Regions from separate parts of the Homo sapiens genome. Here region 2 is linked to region 1. A link is a loop called in an ENCODE intact Hi-C map of the cell type or tissue named here. Cell type or tissue: prostate gland. All regions are shown on one strand.

What was found. A loop is a pair of places that touch in the nucleus more often than their neighbours do. Peaks named below come from ENCODE experiments on the same cell type or tissue, not always from the same donor. Only the 100,000 strongest peaks of a DNase experiment are listed, where the experiment ranks them.
Region 2: it touches region 1 in a loop (5-fold over the local background); 41 of 110 quality-filtered maps call a loop at or near these places.

What each region holds. Positions count from the first base shown.
Region 1 is chr16:17,575,948-17,583,947 of GRCh38, reverse strand. No RefSeq gene overlaps it. Among named protein-coding and RNA genes, the nearest start is that of XYLT1, 110 kb to the right of the region's middle. RefSeq lists an enhancer at 4,586-5,087. In prostate gland, a CTCF peak has its summit at 4,466 (motif pointing right); a DNase peak (open chromatin) is centred at 4,487.
Region 2 is chr16:17,479,366-17,487,365 of GRCh38, reverse strand. LOC105371106 (a long non-coding RNA gene) reads left to right here and starts at 3,677. Exons shown (of 3, transcript XR_933144.3): 1 at 3,677-3,839; 2 at 6,748-6,854. In prostate gland, no CTCF peak of the experiment used is centred here; no DNase peak of the experiment used is centred here.

The DNA of each region.
Region 1 (8,000 bases):
GTTGGCAATTACATGGTTCCTGTGCTCCCCTACCACCTACTTAAGCTCTGATTTTCAATTTCCAACTTATCTGTCAGTTGACTCTCTAGACCAAGGATTGGCATCCTTCTTTCACTAAGGTCTAGATAGTAAAACACTGTAGGCTTTGAGGCCATTGGATCACTGTTGCAGCTACTCAACACTGCCCTTATAGTGCAAGAGCAGCCAGAGACACTATCTAAAGTTATGGGCCTAATGTGAGCCAGTGAAACTTTATTTACCTGTGGCATGCTGGGTCTGGCACACTAGTTGTAGTTTGCTAAGTCCTGCTTTAGACTATACATTTCTTGAATACCCTAATACATAGTTGGCCACCACTTACTCAGGGCCCGTTGAAGAAGGTCCATTGTGGTAGAAAGAAGAATTTACCCACTGCTATGAAAATCGAGAAAGCCACAGCCTTTCATTTCTGGGACCAGTTTCTGGCATCATGAATACTAGAATCAGGTCTGTATGGCACTGTGGCTTCCCCTACTGACAAACTGTGCAACCTTAGACGTGGTACCAAATCATTCTGTGCAGCAATCTTTTCTTCTACAAAATGGGACTAAATGATCTCTTGGGGTTGTTTTAAAGAGCAAAGAAGGTAACAAAAGTGAACCCAGATGAAATGAGAACCACCCAGCACACACATACAGGCACATGCACATGCATACACACCCTACAAAAACAATTTTGATCATCTGTTTAATTAACAACCGGACTTTTTCCTCTCCTGAGGGTTGTTTACAATCTAGGGGCACCACCATTGAATTGCTCAGGCCAATAGGAAACATTTCTTTGTGATGCTCTTTTGGGTAAGAGGAGAGTGAATAATGAAGCCACTGGCAAAAAGAAAAGATTTGAGGATTAAAAACAAGAAGTTTTAAAGGAGATGTTTATGTTGCGTGGTGTGTGATGTAAAACCTCCCTTCAGTACCATAAGATTGCAGTACAATATCCATTTCTTATTATTACATTGGGGAATTTGTGTGTCTTCAGTGGAGGGTAATCTTCTGAAGAGGTGAATCCTCCTTTATGTTAGGTATGAGCTGAGAACAAAGGCTTCTTTGCCTGGTACAAAGGCTTCTTTTCCTGGAGCTTAGAGGACTCAAGGATGGTAAGGATGCATCCTAACACCTACTAGGTGTTCAGTAAATGATAGTTCCATCCTCATTCTACTTTAATAATTTCATCTTTACAAAAAAAATAAATCTCAGCAATTCAGACTCAGTGCCAAAAATCAGTAAATCCCAGGTACTGGATGTTTACTAAAGGAAGAGAATAATTCAAATGAGGCTTGTCCTGTAGAGATCCCTCAAGGATACACAAAAATGGCTCACAGTTAGCATATTCATTCTTATTATATAAATGGATTCTACTAAAGTGCTGCTTAAAAGCAATTTGGTTATAAGCAGTTTAAGCATTCTCTTTGCAACCTTTTCCCCACTGTGTTCACAGCATCTTTGAGAAAATTTTCCCAAGAGCAGGGGAAACTAGAGATCAGCCCTTGCCTGAATTGTCACAAATTACAAATGAGTAATTGTCCTAGCACTCCTTGGGAGAGAGAAATGAACTTTGAGTTTAAAAACCTGATTTCCAATTGTCATTTTTCCATTTGTTAGCTGTATGATCACGAATAGCTCTGTTCTTCTTTCCTGTTTCAGTATCCTAAATAAATGGAAAAACATCCTGTATTCATGGGCTGGAAGACTTAATAATATTAAGATGTCAATATACCAAAAGAAATGTATAGCTCTTCCTGGCATTGTCTGATAACTGAACTGTGATTCAACTCCTGAATGAAGGTGCTCTAAGAAGTTATTGTCCTCATTGTTACTACTACCCTAATTCTGGACTAAGCAAACACACCCACAAACACATGCATGCACACATATACACATTTATCTTTATTTTTCCTTTTTTTTTGCTAGTGCTTTTGGTATCATGTCTAAGAATCCATTGCCAAATCCAAAATCATAAAGATTTACCTCTGTTTTCTTCCAAGAGTTTTATGATTTTAGCTTTTGAATCTAGGTCACTGATCTATTTTGAGTTCATTCTTCATATGGTGTGAGGTAGGGATCCAAATTCATTTTTGTGCATGTGGAAATTCAGTTGTTCCCTCACCAACTGAGACTATTTTTTCCTCCACTGAATGACTGAACAAACTTAGCACACTTGCCAAAAATCAATTGGAGATATATATATATATATATATAGGAGACATATATATAGGAGATATACATATAGGAGATATATATATAGGAGATATATATATAGGAGATATATATAGGAGATATATATATAGGAGATATATATAGGAGATATATATATAGGAGATATATATATAGGAGATATATATAGGAGAGATATATATATAGGAGATATATATAGGAGAGATATATAGGAGATATATATATAGGAGATATATATAGGAGATATATATATAGGAGATATATATATAGGAGATACATATATATGAGATATATATAAATAATAGAAATATATGTATATATCTGGACTCTCATTTTTATTCCACTTTTCTATATGTTTATCCTTATGTCAGTATCATGCTGTTTTGATTACTACAGATTTGTAGTAAGTTTTGAAACAGGAAAGTGTGAGTTCTTCAACTTTTTTCGTCTTTTTTTAAGATTGTTTTAGTTACTCAGGGTCTCTTGTAATCCCATGTGGATTTGAGGACTAGCTTTTCCATTTCCACAGAAAAAAAGAGGCCATTGCAATTTTAATAGGCATTGCATTCAATCTGTAGATTACTTTCAGTGTATTGACAGTTTAACAATATTGCATCTTCCAATCCATGAACACTGGATGTTCTTCCATTTATTTAAGTCTTCTTTAATTTATTTCTGCAATGTTTTGAGTTTTCAGTGTACAAGTCCTTTACTTCCTTGGATAAATTTGTTGCCAGGCATTTTATTCTTTTAGATGCTGTTGTAAATGAGATTGCTCCCTTAATTTCCTTTTTGGATTGTTCATTACAGGTGTGTAGAAACATAACTGGGTTTTGTATGTTTATCTTGTAACTTGCAACTTTGCTGAATTGTTCATTAGCTCTAATGGCTTTTTTATAGATTCTTTGGGATTTTCTATATATAGGATCATGCCGTCTGTGAACAGAGATAGTTCTACTTCTTACTTTCCAATTTAGATGCCTTTTATTTCTTTTTCTTGTTTAATTACGCTGGATAGAATTTCCAGTGCAGTGTTGAATACCATTGGTGAAAGGAGGCATTCTTGTCTTGTTCCTGATCTTAGGGGGAAAGCTTTTAGTCTTTCACCTTTAGGTGCAATGTCAGCTGTGGGTTTTTTAAAATAAATGTCCTTTATCATGTTGAGGAAGTTCCCTTCTATTCTATCTTTTCTGAGTATTTTTATCCTGAAAGGGTGTTGTATTTCTTCAAATGCCCTTTTTTATATCAATTGAGATGATTATATATTTTTTGTTTATTTTATTAATGTGACATATTAGATTGATTGATTTTCTTATGTTGAACCACCCTTGCATTCCTAGAATAAATCCCACTTGGTTATGACATATCATCCTTTTAATATGCTGTTGGATTCAATTTCCTGGTATTTGTTGATTTAAAACAATATTTTTGATAAAAGTCAAATCCTCCAAAAATCCACTGTAACGATAATAATGGATATTAGCCTTCTCTTTCCTGCCTACATATAATTTGTCTTTATAGTACTATCACTAGACTTTCACTGTGATGATATATTTGCTGCACGGAGGGTAGCTTAGCTAAATAATGAGATTCTGCATCTTTAAATGTGTGTGTGTGTGTGTGTGTGTGTGTGTGGTGCGTGCGCTTTGGAGTCAGAGCTTTGGAGTCTGAGCTTTGGAGTCAGCAAGATCTGCATTCAGCTCCCAGCTCTGTCACACACCATCTGTGGGAACCTGGACAATGTCTTAGCTTTCCTGAGCTCCAGTTTGATCACAGGAATAATTTAATCTCTAGCTCTCAGAGCTGTTAAGAAAAAAAGAGCAGACGAGACACTGTATGTAAAACACTTAGCACACTTCCTAGCATAAAACAGTCTTGATCAAAAGAGCAAATCGCTGAGCTATTGGTATTATTTAGATTTGACAAATTACAAATATGTTTTGTTCATGCGTTTTTTTTCCAGGCAGTTAGTTTTGCTGGGAAGAAACTGCTCAGTTAATACGAGCCTGTGGTGGTGGCTGTGTGGTTGTATCTATCCAGCCAGATGTACTGTGAAAACAGTTTCATCAACTAACCAGATGTGTTCACAGTGAAGACTGAAGGGTTTTTATCCAGATGCTGGTGCAGTTCCTCGGGGCTCAGTGATTTCCTTGCTTTCAACTTTACCAGCCCAGAGAGGGTTTCCTCTTCCTGACCCAGCCTGGCTCCCCCTCCATGGTCTCCCTTCCTGGCTGAAAGGAGTATGCGATTCTGCATTCAGTCACTAGATGGCGTTTGACTGTTTCCAAGAAGGGAGCTTGACTGAGTGGGTGCCCTCAATCAGAGGCTGCTGGAATTTAAGGTCAGGAATTTCAGCCACAGCCTAAAGTCGTGGCCAGATTACAGACCAGTAGGAAGAGAAACTGCTCGTGCTGCTGCTTCGTTTATTTCTCTTCTTTTTCTCAAGAAATGATGCTATGGTGAGGGTAGAGTCACCAAAATTTTTCAAAATACTGATATAGAGTGATTTCAGTATCCATCTATGCGAAAGAAAAAGCTATCTCCTATTCCAGGAATGATGTGGCAACCTTACAAACTAAAGCATGCTCAAACAATCACCATGACAAAAGTTCATCATAGAGGGTGGGACTGCCTGCTGGTTAACAACACCTCTCTGCAGTCAGACTGTCTCCACTGATATCCAGAGGTTTCTACTGGTGACCTACCAGCTGTGTGATCTTGGGCAAGGTGCTTAATCTCTCTGTGCCTCAGTTCCCTTATCTATAAAATGTAAAAATAATAAAACCTAGCTGTGGGCTTTGGGGAAGAATAGATGAGACCATGTACAGAACTCTGAGAATAGCTCCTGGCACATGGTAAGTCTTCAATAAGAGACAGCTATTATTCATTTAGCCAACATTTATGAGAGGTCAGAAGAGTACCCCCTGCCAAGAGTGGTTGTGAGAAGGAAATGAGATAACACAGGCCAAGCGCTTAGAATGTTGCTTGGGACACAGAAAGAGCTCCATCAAGGTGTGCTATCAAAATATTAAGAAGAAAAAGATTACAGGCTGGGCACAGTGGCTCACACCTATAATCCCAACACTTTGGGAGGCTGAGGTGGGCAGATCACTTGAAGTCAGGAGTTTGAGACCATCCTGGCCAACATGGTGAAACCCTGTCTCTAGTAAAAATATAAAAATTAGCCAGGCATAGTGGTGCGTAACTGTAATCCCAGCTATTCGGGAGGCTGAGGCAGGAGAATGGCTTGAACCCAGGAGGTGGAGGTTGCAGTGAGTCAAGATCACACCACTGCACTCCAGCCTGGGCAACAGAGGGAGACTCTGTCTCAAAAAATTAAAAAATTAGGAAGAAAAAGATTTCAGGCTGGGCGTGGTGGCTCACTCCTCTAATCCCAACACTTTGGGAGGCCTAGGTGGGAGGATCACTTGAGCCCAGGAGTTTGAGACCAGCCTGATGAGTCCCCATCTCTATAAAGAAATCATAATCATAATCATACAAATATTAGCTGGATGTGATGGCACACGTCTGTTGTCCCAGCTACTTGGGAGGCTGAGGTAAGAGGACCCCTTGAACCTGGGAGAGAGAGGTTGCTGTGAGCTATGATTGCACCACTGCACTCCAGCTTGGGCAACAGAGCAAGACCCTGTTTCAAAAACAGAAAAGAAAAGTTTACAAAATACTGACATAGAGTATGATTCCATATTTAAATTAAAATATGTGAAGAGATGGAGGAGTGGTATGTGATCTCTTTTTCCTCTTTCTCCTTCACCTCTGCCGCTAATCTGAAGAAGCTTAAATACATACAGTAATGACAGATTCCACCCTGGGGCATTAGAGTGAGCATTTTGCTGGATGAGTGAGAAGGTTCAAGGCCCCCGACAAAAAAAGAGTTTCCTGGTGATGGGATGCCATGCACCTTCACAGCCTGTGCTGGATCATGACCTTTACTAATGACCCAGGTCTCCTGGAGAAGGGGTCTTAACACTTACAGGGTCATGGTGACTTTTGCAGTCTGAGGAAGCCCAAGGACCCCCTTCTTAAAATGATGTTTCTAAATGCATGTGAAATAGACTATATCCGATTTTACAAAAGAAGTCTGTAATCTAACATAAACTATCTGTGGTTACCATAGGTGCAAAGTCATTAATATTGCTGTCAATTTTGCTTATATTCATAATTAACTGAAACGCTGCATTTGAGGTGGAAATTAGTTAAAACTGATATGCACATTTTCCCCATCCAAGTCACACAGCCCTGAATTTTATGCACAGGTCTTCTGGGTCAGGGAGCCCCGGGTAAAGAACCTTGGTAGGACAAAAACATAGTATTCCTACCACCTTAGGCAAGCTGTCTGAGTACTCGAGATTGTGCTGTTTATTTCAGGAACAACAGACGTTCCATTATGCTCCTTAAAATCTAAGTGAATTGATTCAGAACAAATAGCTTATCACCTTTTTTTAATTATGAGATTGAGGAAAACTACAACTGCACCTTATGTTGAGGGAAAAAAATCCATCTAGCTGACATTGGAGGGTATCAACAGCTGACTTTTTTTTCCTAATACAGCTATTCAATATAAAGCAAATTGGTTTAGATGATCAATGGGAAAGAATACTGTTTTAGGGCTTAACGGGAACAATTTCTCCTTCCCTTAAAAAGTTCTCAGTTCACAACTGGATTGATGTGCCTCTTATAAACCAGTTTGAAAGTAGTGTCACATTGCTTTTCATTTAAAAAATAAAATAAAAACCTTTCCTGAAACTTTAGGTCCCATGTGTGTATGTGCGTATGTGTGTGTGTACACATGTATGCATATATGCACATTTTATCCCAGAATTCCAAGACTAAGATAAATCATTCCATACTGGATAGAGAAAGCCTTTTTGAGATTGTTTCCAGCAAGAAACAGCTAGAACAGGGGGAGAATACAACAGGCTAGAGAGAGAAAGAAGGTAAAAAGATACCTTCTCCCTGGCTCCCTTGAAACAAATGTGTTTTCTTATTTATCTTCCTTTGTGAGATCAGTTATGGTAATTTTGTACTATCAGGGGAACTGCCCTTAGAACATTTATCCCAGTTTCAAGGAGTTCAAGGATCAAAAAAATAAAAAGGATTATAGAATGTTCCTCCTTTGATTTTTCCCCACCTATGATCACCTTTTGCTTCTCAAAGCAGAGCCCAGAATATACTTATTTCCCAGCATACCCGCAGCACATGCCCAATGCAAACACTTCTCCTTAAAAGAATCTCTATAATAATCCTTAGCTAACAATTTGATAAAGTAAGGGCATATCAGAACAGCCTGGTCTAAGGTTGAGCTATGATCATTTCAACACAAAACCAAGCCAAGAGTTTGATTGGTCAAAACAGCCAATTCTAAGGAAAGAAAAAGGAAAAGAACTACCTATTAGGGTAAAGAATCCACATCTCATCCCTTAAGCAGAAGCTGTTGGTGCCTTTCAGTGTTATCTTCCAGGACAGTCTAAACAACATGGAAAGCTTCACTGAATTTAGATCAAGAAATTTTGTTTACAGGTGTTTGACTCATATGTGTCTACAGTTGTGTGTGTGTTTACATGTTTATTTCTTACATTGTATGTGTTTGCTTTTGCATATCTGTGTGTTATATTTGGGTATGTGTTAATGTGTTTATATGGTGGATATACCAATTATGCATTGTGGGTTAAATGACAGGCTAGATACTACTTCTTCTACTGGACTCCAGGATTATGCTTTGCGTGATGTTGAACAAATGCCATCAAAGAAAACTCAGTCATTCTT
Region 2 (8,000 bases), 97 kb after region 1:
ATTGGCCAAAACTCAGTGATTGTCACAAGCGGAGGCTATGGTCTGTTTACACCTCCACTTGCTATAGTTCAGCAGATACAGAAAAACCTTTAGGCCAAACTTGAATACATAAGAAGACAGCTTTAGGCTACACTTGATTTAACATTTGGCTTGCACATTTGTATCACCTGGAGAACTGTTTCAAGATGCTGATAGCTGGCACAGCCCACACCAGTTGAATAGATATTTCTTGGGGTGGGATTTGGACATCATTAGTTTTAAAAATCTCACTGGGTGACTCCACCATGCAGTCAAGTCTGAGAACAACTGTGTACAACTTGGAATAAGTAACATTGGAGCAATCCTTTTTATTACACATAAGGTTATATACAACTCAGCTTTGAACCTCTCTGATCTGGTAAATTTTCCATCTCTTTCTGGTCATCGGTTTCTCCAAGTTTTCTGCCTTGTCTTGGGCCATTTTTAATGTTTATTTTTTTCCCAAGAAATTAGCCACTTAATCCAGGTTATCAAATGTATTGGCATAGAATTGCACGTGATATTCTCTTCAATTTTCCTTTACTTCTGTGATTTTGGCTAAGTTTTCTTTTTTACATAGCTATACTTTTATTTTTATTTATTTATTTTTTTTCTAAATCAGACTTGCCAGGGGTTTAATCTGGTGTTTCAAAAAATGAGTTTTTGAGTTGATTTTTTACTTTCTGCTGTTGTTTGTGCTTTCCATTTCATTACATTCAGTTTCTGTCATTATTATTTTTTATGGAGAATTTCTTTTATTTTCTTATTGTAACCTCTGGGCTCATACATTTCTTCATTGTCTTATTAGTCATTCTTTATAATGAAGGTTTTGCAGTCTATTAATTTTCCTCTGACTATAGCTTTTGTTGTATTCTGTTGATTTTGTGATATTCTCTTATTTATTGCTCTTCTAAAAAAGATTAAATTCCATTATCTAGGGTGGTGTTTCTCACTTTTTAAGTTATTAAAACAAATAAAATAAAATATTTATAATATTGGATTATGATTAGGGAGAATCTGGCTTGAGAAAAATCTTTTTTATTTTATTTGTTGAGGTTTACTTTATGTTTAGGTATATGACAGATTCCGTGGATATTAGAAGATAATATTTACTTTCTGTTAAGGTAAGTGTTTCTCTATGTATCTATTAAATTGAGTTTGTAGGTTGCAGTGTGCAATTTCTCTATGTCCTTACTGATTTTTCTTTCTATTTATCTACCTGCTATGGAAAAGAAGCATATTGATTTCTTCAAATATATATGTATTTCTTTTATCAAGTTCTCATTGTTTTTCTAACAGTTTTCAGATCTTGTATTTGATGTTACTATGTGCTGAGTGCTACTTCGAGTGCTTTTTAACATTAATTCATATATTTAAGCCCCCTGACAATCGCAGGAGGAGAGTACCGTGTTCCCCCAGTTTTGCAGATGAAAAAGAAAGGAGAAAATGAAACAATCTCTCCAACACACCAGAGTTAGTAAGAAGTACATGGGAGATTCAAACCCAAGTGGTTTGGGTCCAGGGTCTTGTTCCCCCACTGTTGCCCTGCCTCCGACATCAACAGCACAGTTGGTGTCTCCCCTTCTTGCCAGTGGCTTTTTCATTACATGGTTAACATAGGTTCTCATTTCTTCTTCTTCCTCTTTTTTGCTTTTTTTGTTTTGTTTTGTTTTTTGTTTTTTGTTTTAGAGACCCTCTGTTGCCCAGGCTGGAGTTCAGTGGCATGATCATGTCTCACTGCAGCCTCGACCTCCCAGGCTCAAGCAGTCCTCCCACTTTAGCCTCCTGGAGTAGCAGGATTGCAGGTGCACAGCCACCACACCCAGCTAGAATGAGTTCACGTTCTTTGCAGGGACATGAATGAAGTTGGAAACCATCATCCTCAGCAAACTAATGTAGGAACAGAAAACCAAGCACCACATGTTATCACTCATAAGTGGGAGTTGAACAACGAGAACACATGGACACAGGGAGGGGAACATCACACACCCGGGCTTATCGGGGGGTGGAGGGAAAGGGGAGGCAGAGCATTAGGACAAATACATAATGCATGCGGGGCTTGAAACCTAGATGCTGCGTTGATAGGTACATCAAACCACCATGGCACATGTATACCTATGTAACAAACCTGCATGTTCAGCACATGTATCCCAGGACTTAAAGTTTTTAAAAAAATAAAAAAATAAAAATTTTTTGTAGAGACAGGGTCTTTCTATGTTGCCCAGGCTGGTCTTGAACCCCTGGGCTCAAGCCATACTTCCACCTCAGCCTCCTGTTGTGCTGGGATTACAGGCGTGAGCCACCACACCGGATCCTTCTCTGTCTTCTTATGTGACCCCTTTCCTGTAACTCCAGTCATTGCGCCCCAGGTGAGGCAGGATAATCAATGCTGTTTTCTGCAATGTCTTTGGACTCTGACTTCAACTTCAATTCATCAACAAACATTAATCAAGCTCTTACCATGTGCCAAGCACTAAGCAGTAAGCAAAGCAGACAAAACCTTGCCCTCATGGGCTTTATAATCTAATGGGGTCAGACAGACAGACAACAATAAATAGAATAAGTGAACAAGGTGGTCAGTGCTCGGAGACCAATAAAACAAAGTCAAGGCAATTGGGGGTGCTGGCTGAGGCACTGTGATTCCACTGCGATAGTTGGGAAAGGCTTAAATGAGAATGTTACTGGCGATGAATTCATACGGGTCTGCAGCAACCTCAATTCTTGCCTCCACGGAAGAAAGGATTCAACTGAGGGGCATAAGGCAGAAGGAGAGACTGAGGCAAGTTTCAGAGCAGCAGTGAAAGTTTATTAAAAAGTGTTAGAGGCCGGGTACGGTGGCTCATGCCTGTAATCATAGCACTTTGGGAGGCTGAGGCGGGCAAATCATGAGGTCAGGAGTTTGAGACCAGCCTGGCCAACATGGTGAAACGCCATCTCTACTAAAAATACAAAATATTAGCTGGGCGTAGTGGCGGGTGCCTGTAATTTTAGCTACTCGGGAGGCTGAGACAGGAGAATCGCTTGAACCTGGGAGGCAGAGGTTGCAGTGAGCTGAGATCATGCCACTGCACTCCAACCTGGTGACAGAGAGACTCAGTCTCCAAAAAAAAAAAAAAAAAAAAGGTGTTAGAGCAGGAATGGCTGGGCGTGGTGTCTCACGCCTGTAATCCCCGCACTTTGGGAGGCCAAAGCAGGTGGATCACCTGAGGTCAGGAGTTTGAGACCAGCCTGGCCAACATGGTGAAACCCCGTCTCTACTAAAAATACAAAATTAGCTGAGTGTGGTGGTGCATGCCTGTAATTCTAGCTACTTGGGAGGCTGAAGCAGGAGAATCACTTAGAACCCAGGAAGGGAAGGTTGCAGTGAGCCAAGATCAAGCCACTGCACTCCAGCCTGGGCGACAACAGAGCGAGACTCCAACTCAAAAAAAAAAAAAAAAAAGCGTTAGAGCAGGAATGAAACAAAAAATGGTATACTTGGAAGAGGACCAAGCAGGCGACTTGAGAGATAAAGTGCGCTGTTTGACCTTTGACTTGGGGTCATACACTGGCATGCTTCTGGGGTCTTGCGTCCCTTCTCCCCTGATTCTTCCCTTGGGGCAGGATGTTACCTGGAGCAGTGGCCTGGAGAGAAGCATGCTGAGTGTGCTTCCTGGAGTTGTACGCATGCTCAGTTAAAGCGTTCTTCCCTTACCAGTCAGATGTCCCCAGGAGGTCATATACCAGTTAAACTCTGCCATTTTGCCTCTTAGTGTGCATGCTTGAACCTACTTGCCCAACTCTTGAGATCTTATCGGGAAGCTGCTGATCACCAGTTTCAGGTATTTCTGTTCATTGGGAAACTGCCTTTCCCTGGTGCTGACTGCAACCAATTATTATTTTAGAGAGACAGTTAACAGCTGCCTGACCATGGTTGCCTGACATTCCTAGTGGTGGGGGAGGAGCCCTCTCCTGCCCTGTTCATGTCTGACTAGCTAACTACTGTAACTAGAAGATGACACCTTCTTCAGAAGCTTGAAAAAGGCAGGGAGACAAGGTAAGGGAGGGAGACAGGCAGATATCTGGGTGCACAGCATTCCAGACATAATGAAAAACCAGGGCAATGCCGCCAGGTGAGCACCTGCCTGGCGTATTTAAGAAACTGAAAGGAAACCAGGGTGATGGAAGGGTGTGAGGAAAGGGCAGGAAAATAGCTTGTGCAGGTGAGAGAGATGCTGGGGGCTGGATGGTGGGGGCCATGCAGGCTCTTATAGGAACACTGGCTTTATTTCTAAGAGAAATGAGGATCCCCTTGATGTTGCTGTTAACTAATGAATGACAACACTGCAGCTAAGTTTAATCAGGTTTTCTCTGGCTGCTGTGGAGAGAACAGAGCAAGGTTGGAGGCAGGGCTGTGAATTAGGAGGTGACTGCGGAATCAAGGGAGAGACAATGTGGCTTGGACCTAAGTGATGGCCATGGGGACAGTGAGATGTAATCTGATTTGGGAAATATTTTGAACATGAAGCCAACAGGATTTGCTGATGAATTGGGTGCGTATTACGAGCAAAAGACAGGAGCTGTGATGACTGAAAGCTCTTGATATGGAAAAGCTTTTGGTGGCATGAGCTGGGAAGGAAGTTCAAGAATTCCATTTTGGATATGATAAGTTTAATACTGTTAGGAAATAATTCTCCATGGGCTGTTTATATTTCTGCACATTGTGGCTTTCTATTCTGGATGACTTTTTTTTTTTTTTTTTTTTTTGGAGACAGGGTCTGACTCTGTCACCTTGGCTGGAATGCAGTGGTGCAATCTTGGCTCACTGTAACCTCCGCCTTCCGGGCTCAAGCCATCCTCTCACCTCAGCCTCCTGAGTATTTAGGACTACGGGCACAGCCACCACTTCCAGTTAATTTTTTTTTTTTTTTTTTTTTGAGATGGAGTCTCTCTCTGTTGCCCAGGCTGGAGTGCAGTGGGGCAATCTCGGCTCACTACAACCTCCAACTCCTGGGTTCAGGTGATTCTCCTGCCTCAGCTTCCCAGGTAGCTGGGATTACAGGCATCCGCCACCAAGCCTGACTACTTTTTTTGTATTTTTTTCTAGAGACGGGGTTTTGCCATGTTGACCAGGCTGGTCTTGAACTCTTGGCCTCAGGTGATCCATCCACCTCGGCCTCCCAAAGTGCTGGGATTACAGGTGTGAGCCACCATGTCTGGCCACAGCTAATTTTTGTATTTATTGTAGAGATGGGGTTTCTCCATGTTGCTTAGGCTGATGTTGAACTCCTGGGCTCAAGTGATCGGCCTGCCTTGGCCTCCTAAAGTGCTGGCATTACAGGCATGAGCCACCATGCCTGGCCTCCGGATGACCTTTTCAAGACATCAAAAGGCATATAAACTTCATATTTGTATTGTGAACAGCCTTAGTAGGCAGAGATAGTGTCTCCCTTCTGGGCAGAGGGCAGATTTGTTTGCTATTCAGGCTAATAAAGATAATGTCTCCCTCTGGGGCAAAGGTTGAGCAGATTTGCTTGCAGCTCATTATAAAATACAGAGTTTTTCAAAACTCCAGGTTTCTCAGTCATGTGTAGAGCATCTGCCTTGACCCCCTCTGTACCACCCCAGAGACTTGGTGGGGGATGCAGGGAGGGAACTGATGCAAACATGAAGCTCATGCTGCCTGCTATGAGGTGGGTAATAGGATCTTTTGTCTCTGATCCAGGAGTCTCATGTCTTCTGCTGGAATTCATGAAGCTATGGCAGAATACCTTGTTAGTTTGCAAGTAGGGTCAAATCCCCAGCCCCTTTTTCAGTTCTTGACAGAGATGTCTATTAGACATCCAAGTGGCGATGCTGGGTGAGCAACTGAGTGCATGAACTTGGAGTTTGGGGAGGAGTACAGGCTGGAAATATAAACATGTGAATTAGAGGATTTCTTTATAGCCATGCATCTGGATGGTGGAGAAGAAAAGCTATGGAATTAAAGCCTGGGAAAAGCCAGCACAGAAAATTGGGGTAAGGAAGGGGAGAGGACAGCTGGAAGAGAAGGGATTAACCAAAGAGGCTGAGAAGGAACAGCTGTGAGATAGGAGCGAACCCAGAGAGCAGCATCCTGGAAGCCAAAGAAATAAATAAGGAGGAAGGAAGGGACAACTGTGACCTTTGTTGCATTAGGCTAAGTAACTATTGAATCTGGTAATGAGGTCACTGATGAGCTTAAGAGTAGCGTGTGTGTGTGTGTGTGTGTGTGTGTGTGTGTGTGTGTGTGTGTTAGAAGGGCTTAGGAGAAGATGGAAAGGGAAGAATTGGAGATACGGTGAGCTAGACAATGCTTTTGAGGAGTTTTCCTGCAAAAGAAAGAGAAACACGAGATCGAAGCTATAGAGGGCTGTGGGGCCAGGAGAGAACATTTTTTATTTTATGGTTTTTGAGATGGAGTTTCGCTTTTGTTGCCCAGGCTGGAGTGCAATGGTGCAATCTCAGCTCAGCCGAATCTCAGCTCACCGCAACCTCCGCCTCCTAGGTTCAAGCAGTTCTCCTGCCTCAGCCTCCCAAGTAGCTGGGATTACAGGCATGTGCCACCATGCCCAGCTAATTTTGTATTTTTAGTAGAGACAGGGTTTCACCACGTTGATCAGGCTGGTGTCAAATTCCTGACCTCAGGTGATCCGCCCGCCTCAGCCTCCCAAAGTGCGTGATTACAGGCATGAGCCACCACGCCTGGTCAGAACTTTTGTTTTTAACCAGAGAAATACCAGGGAATTCAAATGCTAGAGGAAATGCTGCTCTCGGGAGGAAGAACTGATGATAAAGGAAGGAGAAAATGGAAGTGTTGGAGTGATGTCCGCAGATAGGTAAGACAAGGTGGGGTCTCTTTGGCAGATGGAGGAGTGGGTCTCGACCTGGAGCCTAGAAAGTTCATTCACAAAAACAGTCCGCGACACCGATGTAGAAAAGTGGGGAAATTAAATGGCAGGAGCTTGGTGGGAAGCTTCCTTCCCCCTCCCTTGTCAACCTGGGAAGCAAGGTCCTCAGGCAAGTGGGGAAGGAGGAAAGTCAGAGGCAGGAGGGGAGAGAGAGCTGGTGGCTTCATGCCTGGGAGAGTGACAAGACCAGCAAAATGCAGCGAATGAGACAGCATTGAGGACCCGCTTGCGGCTCATGGCCTTAGAGGGAGAACCTGTCCCTTTATGGAGGCTGTACAGTGTGGCACTCAGGAGCTGTGGCAGTTATGCTTCTTACCATGTGGACAGCATTGTTCTGCCAGGAGGGAGAATTAATCAAGCAGGCAGAAGGAAGCAGAGCAAGAGATAAAGCGGGTGACTTCTGTGTTTGGGTCCCTGGTTCCAGCTCTTCCCAAATCCCACCTCTATCCCTGAGCTTCTTTCAGTTAGACTGTTTCATTCTATCAGACACGTCATCGTACCAGCTATAGAGACAGAAACCCAGCCTGAGTGGCTCCAACTAATATGGGGCTCATTCTTGGGTGTGAAGAAAAGTCTAAGGATGGGCCGGAGACAGCAGAGCACCAGGAACCCAAGCTGTTTCTTTCTTTCTGGCTCACCACCTGTAGTACTGGCCTCTGTCCTCATGGTCACAAGATGGCTGCTGGAGCTCCAGCTATCCTTTCTACATTCCAGTCCAAAAGAATGGGAATGATGGCTGGGCACCATGGTTCATGCCTGTAATCCTAACAGTTTGGGAAGTTGAGGTGGGCAGATTGCTTGAGCTCAGAAGTTAGAGATCAGACTGAGCAACAGGGCGAGACCCCCATCTCTACTAAAAATACAAAAACTAGATGTGGTATCAGGTGCCTGTGTCCCAGCTACTTGGGGGGCTGAGGCAGGAGAATTGCTTGGGCTTGGGAGGTCGAGGCTGCAGTGAGCCGAGATTGCACCACTGCACTCCAGCTGGGGTGACAGAGTGAGACCCTGTCTGAAGTTAAGAATAGAAAAAAAACAATGGGAATGGCAAGGCACAAAGGGAACTCAATCCCAACT